Linked DNA regions of Homo sapiens: region 1 is linked to region 2. A link is an interaction called in ENCODE POLR2A ChIA-PET data of the cell type or tissue named here. Cell type or tissue: B cell. All regions are shown on one strand. Region 1 overlaps DOCK11 (dedicator of cytokinesis 11). Region 2 overlaps DOCK11 (dedicator of cytokinesis 11).

Region 1 (4,000 bases), 120 kb before region 2:
ATATATATTACATATTAATATATTAACATATCAATATAATATATTATTATATAATAATATATTGTCTCAGCACGTTGATGTTCACAATAAAGGAACTGTTGAAATATAAAGCAAAAGAGTAAGTAATGAAAATTGACCTTCCCATTTTTAAGCCCCCATTTGAGACCCATCATTCATCATTTCAGGCATTCTTTCAAAACATATTGAGAACCTGCTTACTGTATTATGGCGGTGCAAAAGTAATTGCCACTATATCACTATATAGTGGCAAAAACCGCAATTACTTTTATATATATATTATATTATTATATAATATTATAATATTATATATTATATTATTATATATTACTATTATATTATATATTATATTATTATATATTAATTTATATATTATATTATATAATATTACAATTTATATATTATATTGTATAATATTACAATTTATATTATATATATTACAATTTATATTATATATTATATATTATATTATTATATAATATTATAATTTATATTATATATTATAATAATATATTATATATTATTATATATTATATATAATTATATATTATATATTATTATATATTATAAAATATATTATTTATTATATATAATATTATAATATATAATACATGATATATTATTAAATATTATATATTACATGTTATTAAATATTATATTATAATATATATTAAATATTATATTATAATAATATAATATATATTATTATATATTATAATATATTATATATTATTATATATTATAATATATTATATATTATTATATATTATATTATATTATATTAATTATTATATATTATATTATTATATATTATATTATAATATAATATTATATAATAATTATTAATATATAATATATAAACATATAATATATTAACATATAATATATCTTATATATTATATTTATATATTAATATATAAGATATATTATATGTTAATATATTATATTAATATATAATAACATATATAATATATAATATTATATTATATATTATATTATTATATAATATATTATATAATAATATAATATATATAAAAGTAATTGCGGTTTTTGCCACTATATAGTGATATAGTAGCAATTACTTTTGCACCGCCATAATACAGTAAGCAGGTTCTCAATATGTTTTGAAAGAATGCCTGAAATGATGAATGATGGGTCTCAAATGGGGGCTTAAAAATGGGAAGGTCAATTTTCATTACTTACTCTTTTGCTTTATATTTCAACAGTTCCTTTATTGTGAACATCAACGTGCTGAGAAAATTATAGCTAAAATCTACTCAGCAAGTGAAGTTCATCTTTTAACAAATGGGATATAGGAGATACACACACACACACACACACACACACACACACACACACACACACACACATATCCTCTTCACATAAACACTGATAGTTAAGATACATTTTAGCATAGAAAAGGAGTAAGAAAGTGACTAATTATCAAAAGAGACAAGTGGCCTGTTCCTTTAAGAATGTATTCAGTCTGCTTTGTGGAAGACACAATATACAGGTAACAGACTTGTTACAATTTCCCATGCTTTTAGGTCTAGGCAAGCAAATAACAAGCTGCTTCAGGATACACAATAGATGTTTTTCAGAGAGTGAAGCTAGAGGGACATCTTTTAAAAATTATTTCTTAGGAACCTTGAATTTAGACCCACATATAGGAATCTACCCTTTATTTCACCTTAATACCAAGTGTAATTCTATGCAGATAATGAATGCTTAATAAATGTTTTCTGATTGGGAATTGGGAAATCTCGCTAATAATTTCACCAAACTAAACTAACTCTGGATGAAGCAGATACTCTGGTATGAAAATAAACATTTAAGGGAGATCATAGCTATAGTGTAGCTCATCACTACACTAAGTCTTCTACCCACATCACTCACTTCTCTGAGTGGGCAATGGCTAAAATCATCAATGACCTAATTGCCAATTCTAACAGACCTCTTTTCTCCTTTCTTATTTGACTACTCCGTATACGTCATGACAATGTTGGAACTCTTTCCTTCTTTGGCTTCCATGATATCCTTCTTTCTTACCTTTCTTCCCACCTCTGTGACTGCTCCCTCTCATCTCCCTTACAGATTCGTCTTTGAACCTCCCTTCTACGTTGTTTCTCTCCAATGTTCTGCTCCTGATTTTTTTTGTTGTTGTTGTTATTCTTCTTCTTCAATGTACCCTCCAGGGAAAATCAAACCACTCCCATGGCTTCAACTACCACTTGTATGTTGATGCTCCCGCTAGTTCACTATGCTCCAAAAATACCAGCCTTTTAGTTCTCAGAATACTGCAAACTGTTTCCCAACTCAGAGCCTTGGCACATGTATGTCATTCTCCCTAGATAGTTCTTCTTTAAGCTCTTTTTACAGCTGGCCCCTTTTCAATAATTCAGGTCTCTCTGTTTTTTTGTTGTTGTTGTTGTGTTTTTTTTTTTTTTTTTTTTTTTGACGAAGTCTCGCTCTGTTGCCCAAGCTGGAGCGCAATGGCGCGATCTCGGCTCACTGCAACCTCTGCCTCCCGGGTTCAAGTGATTCTCCTGCCTCAGCCTCCCGTGTAGCTGGGACTACAGGCACCTGCCACCATGCCCAGCTAATTTTTTTTTTTTTTTTTTTTTAACTAGAGACAGGGTTTCACTATGTTGGCCAAGCTGGTCTCGAACTCCTGACTTCGTGATCTGCCCGCCTCAGCCTCCCAAAGTGCTGGGATTACAGATTCAGGTCTCATTTTAAAAGTGACAAACCTATCTAAGATAAGATTATCTCCCACAAATCATTTACTGTCTCAGTACACTGTTTGTTTCCTTCCTAGAACATATAATAATTATGAATTCTTTTTTTTGAGACGAAATCTTGCCCTGTCACCCAGGCTGGAGTGCAGTGGCGCGATCTTGGCTCACTGCAACCTCCGCCTCCTGAGTAGCTGGGATTACAGGCACCCGCCACCACGCCCGGCTAATTTTTGTATTTTTAGTAGAGATGGGGTTTCGCCATGTTGGTCAGGCTGGTGTCAAACTCCTGACCTCAGGTGATCTGCCCGCCTCGGCCTCCCAAAGTGCTGGGATTATAGGCGTGAACCACTGCGCCCGGCTCATGATTACTAATTCTTTTATTATTTATTTTCTGTCTCCCCTATCCCCACTAAGACTGAACGCTTCATGAGGGCAAAGAGTATATTTATTTTGTATCTCCATTGTATCTACAGGACCTAGTACAGCACTTGACACAGAGAAGGTCCTCAATAAATATAGTATGGATGAATGGAGAATGACTCCAACTCTGGCTCTCCAATCTGATCCCTCTCCAGAGCAAAGATCCATATATCCTAATGTCCCAAAGGCACTCAAATTCAACAGGACTCATTAACTTTTACTGCAAATGTAGTCTTTCCCCTGTATTTCACATCAACCACCACACTCCACCATACTGTCAGTGGACTGATGATCAAATCCTGTAAATCCTTTTTCAACATGTCTCATCTGCCTTTGATCCTTCATATATCCACTGTCACTGCCTTACTTCAGGCCCTCATTTCTTATCTAGCTTACTGCAACTAGTCTTTTTACTGCCTTTGACATTGTCACCAATCCTTCTTCAACACAACTTTTAAAGAGATTTTCCCCAGTCCTTACCAATTCCCTCTTAATACAAATATAATTGTGTTACTTCCCTGCTTAAAACCCTTCCATGACTACCTGATGCCTGAAAGATGAAATCCAACTCTTAAGATGAGTCCACATGATCTGTACTCCATTTACATCTTTAGTTTCATCTCTTGGTGAATCCATATTAAATCCTAGCTCCGTTGCTGCAGAAAAACTTTTGCTAAATTAGAGTTCTTCTCCTGCTCACCCCCAGAGGTCTATACAGACTTATTTTATCCTGATGGTATTTGTTTCTGTGTATGTGTATCTTGATGTGTGTGTGCCTCCCTCTACTGGACAATAAGCCTTTAGGGACTATATCCAGTAAGTAC
Region 2 (4,000 bases):
GAAATACAACTATATAGTAAAGGCCCTGGGTATCTCACACGAATCATAAACTTACAGATGGAAATTCCTGGGTTTTAGAGCAATGAAAACATTAGGGAGTGATTATGTGGCCTCCTGTGGTGGGTGACAATTCAAAGGACATCACTTATATGTTTTTGGAGTCCCATCGTGTTTAAGGAGGAAGATTGGTGTAATTACTTCACTGCTGCTTACATATTTCACTATTGAGAGAATTCTGGCAAAACAGGATTATTGCTTGGATCAATGAAGGACTTCTGGCCATTTAAGTCCAGTCCTTCCAATGTAATTTTCATCCCATATTTAAATAATATCCCATTTTCCAGTGGGAAAACAAATAAGTCCCTTTCTAAAATTCAAGGAAAAGCCAATTGAAATGTTTAATGGTTTTCTCTATCAGTCACTCTGTCCTCTGTTAAATCAATGAGCCTTTTCCTCTTTCCTCTGACCCTTGGGAGGTTTCTCTTAGGGAGCAATCTGGGCCTAGCTCAGTAAAGTTTCCCAGAACCCAGGAATGTACTGGCACTACTGTAGAAACTACAGTCTCTGGCCAGGTCAGGGGCTGGCCCCTGCTTTCTCATAAACACCACAACCTGAGAGCACTCACGTTCAGACTGTAAGCAAGTAGTCATCGGACAAACAGGCAAAGGCAGCCCTTGTAAAACTCTGGCATCTTTCTCTCCCTCAGGGACCCTTGGCCAGAGTTCCTTTTGAAGGGCCCTGGGGACAGACCATTGACAGAACAGCTAGCTGAGAGAGGAAACAAGAGATAACAGCCTTCACATCTCTGAAGCAAGAGCCATGCTCGGTATGAGGAGGACTTGATTCAATATGGCTAAATGTGATGTTGCTCTGTGGCTTAGTAAGGGATGTGAGAATGACTGAAGACTTGAAAGCCCTGGCTCATATCTTTCATACGACTGGAGCTGGAAGCCAGACCTGCTGACCCCAGGTCCTTGTGCTTGTCTTGGTAGCTGCTCCCAAGATGTCATGGCCTGGGAACTACCGCCTTGCTAAGGATAGGTTTACAACAGAATGCCCAGCAGGGAAGCGATGTTTTTCACTGCTCAGGTCTTTCTTCTTTCTTTTCTGTTTGTGAATTAAGACATGGAAATTTCACAGGGAATAAGTAGGCACTATTTTGCCACCTATACGGGAAGTGGTAGAAAGTGATTGTCATTTTTGCTGACAAGGGGAGGGTAGTTAAAAAGAAACATGGTCAAATCAAAACATTAAAGATTTATGTATTCCAAATGGAGGTGTTACGTTCTTTTTCTTTTTTTTTCCTTTTCTGTTTTCCCCCAGAGTTTTCTAGCACAAACAAGTACCGCTGGTATAATCCAAAACATACAATCAACTTAATTTGGTTTTTTTAGTTATTGTGGTAAAAATATACATAAAATTTACCATTTTAACTATTTTAAAGTATATACTTCGTTAAGTATATACTATATAAGTGTCTGCATTTGGCATTAACTATATTCACATTACTCTGCAATCATCATCATTACCCATTTCCAAACTTCCTCATCATCCCAAAGAGAAACTCTGTACGCATTCAACTCTGCACTTCCTCCACACCGCCCCCGCCCATCCCTGGTAACCTTTATTCTATTTTCTGTCTCTATGTACTTGCCTATTCTAGGTACCTCATATATGTGGAATCATATAAAATTTGTCTTTCTGTGACTGGCTTCTTTCACTTAGTATAATGTCCTCAAGCTTCATGCATATTGTAGCATGTGTCATAATTTCCTTCCTTTTTAAGGCTGAATAATATTCCATTGGTCATCTGCTGAGGGACACTGGGCTGTTTCCACCTTTTGACAATTGTGAACAATGCTGCTATGAACAGTGGTGTGAAACAAGTATCTGAGTCCCTTCCTTCAATTCTTTTGGGGAGAATTTCCCAATTCCACCTAATAGAATTGCTGGGTTATATGGTAATACTTTTTTTTTTTTTTGAGACAGAGTCTCGCTCTGTCACCCAGACTGGAGTGCAGTGGCGCTATTTTGGCTCACTGCAACCTCCGCCTCCTGGGTTCAAGTGATTCTCCTGCCTCAGCCTCCTGAGTAGCTGAGATTACAGGCACACGCCACCACGCCCAGCTAATTTTCATATTTTTTAGTAGAGATGGGGTTTTACCATGTTGGCCAGGCTTGTCTCAAACTCCTGACCTCATGTGATCTGCCTGCCTCTCCCAAAATGCTGGCATTACAGGTGTGAGCCACCTCTCCCAGTCTATTATATGGTAATTCTATATTTAACTTTCTGAGGAACCACTTAACTGTTTTCCATAGTGGTTGTACCATTTTACATTACCCACCAGCAATGCACAAGGGTTCCAGGTCCGCCCCGCCCGTGTTCCTCAACACTTATTTTCCAGTTTTTTGAATAACAACCATCAGAACAGGTGTGAGGTGGTATCTCGTTGTGGTTTTCATTTGTATTTCCCTGATGACTAATGGTTTTGAGTATCTTTTCCCGTGCTTATTGGCCATTTGTTTATCATCTTCAAAGAAATGTCTATTTAAGTCCTTTGCCTGACTTAAATCAAGTTTGTTGTTGTTGTTGCATTATAGGAGTTCTTTATCTATTCTGGACATTAATCTCTTATCAGATATATGCTTTACAAATACTTTTGCCCATTCTGTGGGTTGCCTTTTTACTCTCCTGTTAGTGTCCTCTGATTTGAGAAAAAAATCAGAGGACACCGACAAATAAAGTTAATGTAATCAACTTTATTTTTTAAAGAAGGTATGGGTTGAATTTTTAGGGAGCAAACAGACAGCCTGAAATATGGATGGAGAAGGTACGCCTAATACCTCCTTTTTACCCTTCTGTGGGTGAAGGAACAAGAACTGAGGTATTCTCAATGAGGTCACAAACTCATCAATCGTCCCCCAACTTGGCTCCTTTTTAGGCAGCTAATGCGGTGGGGCACTTGTGTACTAATGACAGTCACAGAAAGGAAACTCATCTGGGTGTGGTAGTGAGCCCAGCAAGGGCAAACAGGCAGGGTGGGGAGGACATAGATCTTACAGGCTTATACGATTCCTCAGCCCTACCAGCTCTCTGTTTCTGGCTGGTTCTTAACTACACACTCAAACTTCCAAACTTCTCACATAGAAGACAAACATGCAGATTTGTCACTACTGAATGGAGAGGAATGCTTGAGTAATTATTGTGAAAAGTGACACCCAAGTTCAGTTCCATCTCGGAGGATCAAACTCCCCTTCTTGTCTCTCTGCCCCTTATTTCCTTTCTCTTCAGTCCCCCCTGCAAAATGGGCCTTCGAACCAACTATTTGTCACATGGGAGTTTGTTTTCTAAGTATTATTGAGTATGATCAATTTACACAGGCAATGAGAAAAAGCAATACATATTCATTTTCTTCTAGGAATAGCCCCGGAACTATACTCAAATCCTCTAGAAATGGCTGTGTCTCAGTAGCTTATGTGAATAAACTCAGTCCAAATTTCAGGACTATCGTGAGGCTGAACTGTTGAATATCCTTACTAAACGTGAGAAACACAGTGCACAGTGCAGGTCCTGTAAACTGAAATTTCTCGCTCTACAAAGTACTGATTTGTTTTTGAAAGGTATTGACAATTACAGATCACCAACCTACCAAACTGTCTTTTCATAAGCAGAGTAAATAACCTAAAATCTTCTTACCTAGGAAGCACACCTAAAACCCCATGAACTGCCTGCTGCACATGCATTCATTTAACCAAGAATCCAATGAGAAGGATATTTCTAGAAAGGTCTCCACCTAGACATACAAATGGCTTAGAAATTTCAATGTTAAACAACCTTTATGCTCAGTAAGTTCTTTTTTGTATTTAATTCAAATCCTAAGGGCAAAAACTCAACTTCTTTAGCATGTGACCATATGTCCTACCCTCAAAGCCATTTCATTATGAGGGTGGGGAAATGAAAGAAAATGTAGGACAGGAGGAAGAAATGTAACTCTTCTCT

What was found. ChIA-PET counts read pairs that join two places held together with the same protein. Peaks named below come from ENCODE experiments on the same cell type or tissue, not always from the same donor. Only the 100,000 strongest peaks of a DNase experiment are listed, where the experiment ranks them.
Region 1: POLR2A ChIA-PET joins it to region 2 with 8 read pairs; 2 of 35 experiments call an interaction of 5 or more read pairs at or near these places.

What each region holds. Positions count from the first base shown.
Region 1 is chrX:118,644,528-118,648,527 of GRCh38, reverse strand. The region is part of intron 40 of DOCK11 (dedicator of cytokinesis 11); the gene reads right to left. Among named protein-coding and RNA genes, the nearest start is that of IL13RA1, 81 kb to the left of the region's middle. In B cell, no CTCF peak of the experiment used is centred here; no DNase peak of the experiment used is centred here.
Region 2 is chrX:118,523,127-118,527,126 of GRCh38, reverse strand. All of the region lies in intron 1 of DOCK11 (dedicator of cytokinesis 11), which reads right to left. Among named protein-coding and RNA genes, the nearest start is that of DOCK11, 29 kb to the right of the region's middle. RefSeq lists an enhancer at 2,888-2,947. In B cell, no CTCF peak of the experiment used is centred here; no DNase peak of the experiment used is centred here; H3K27ac peaks cover 3,915 bases.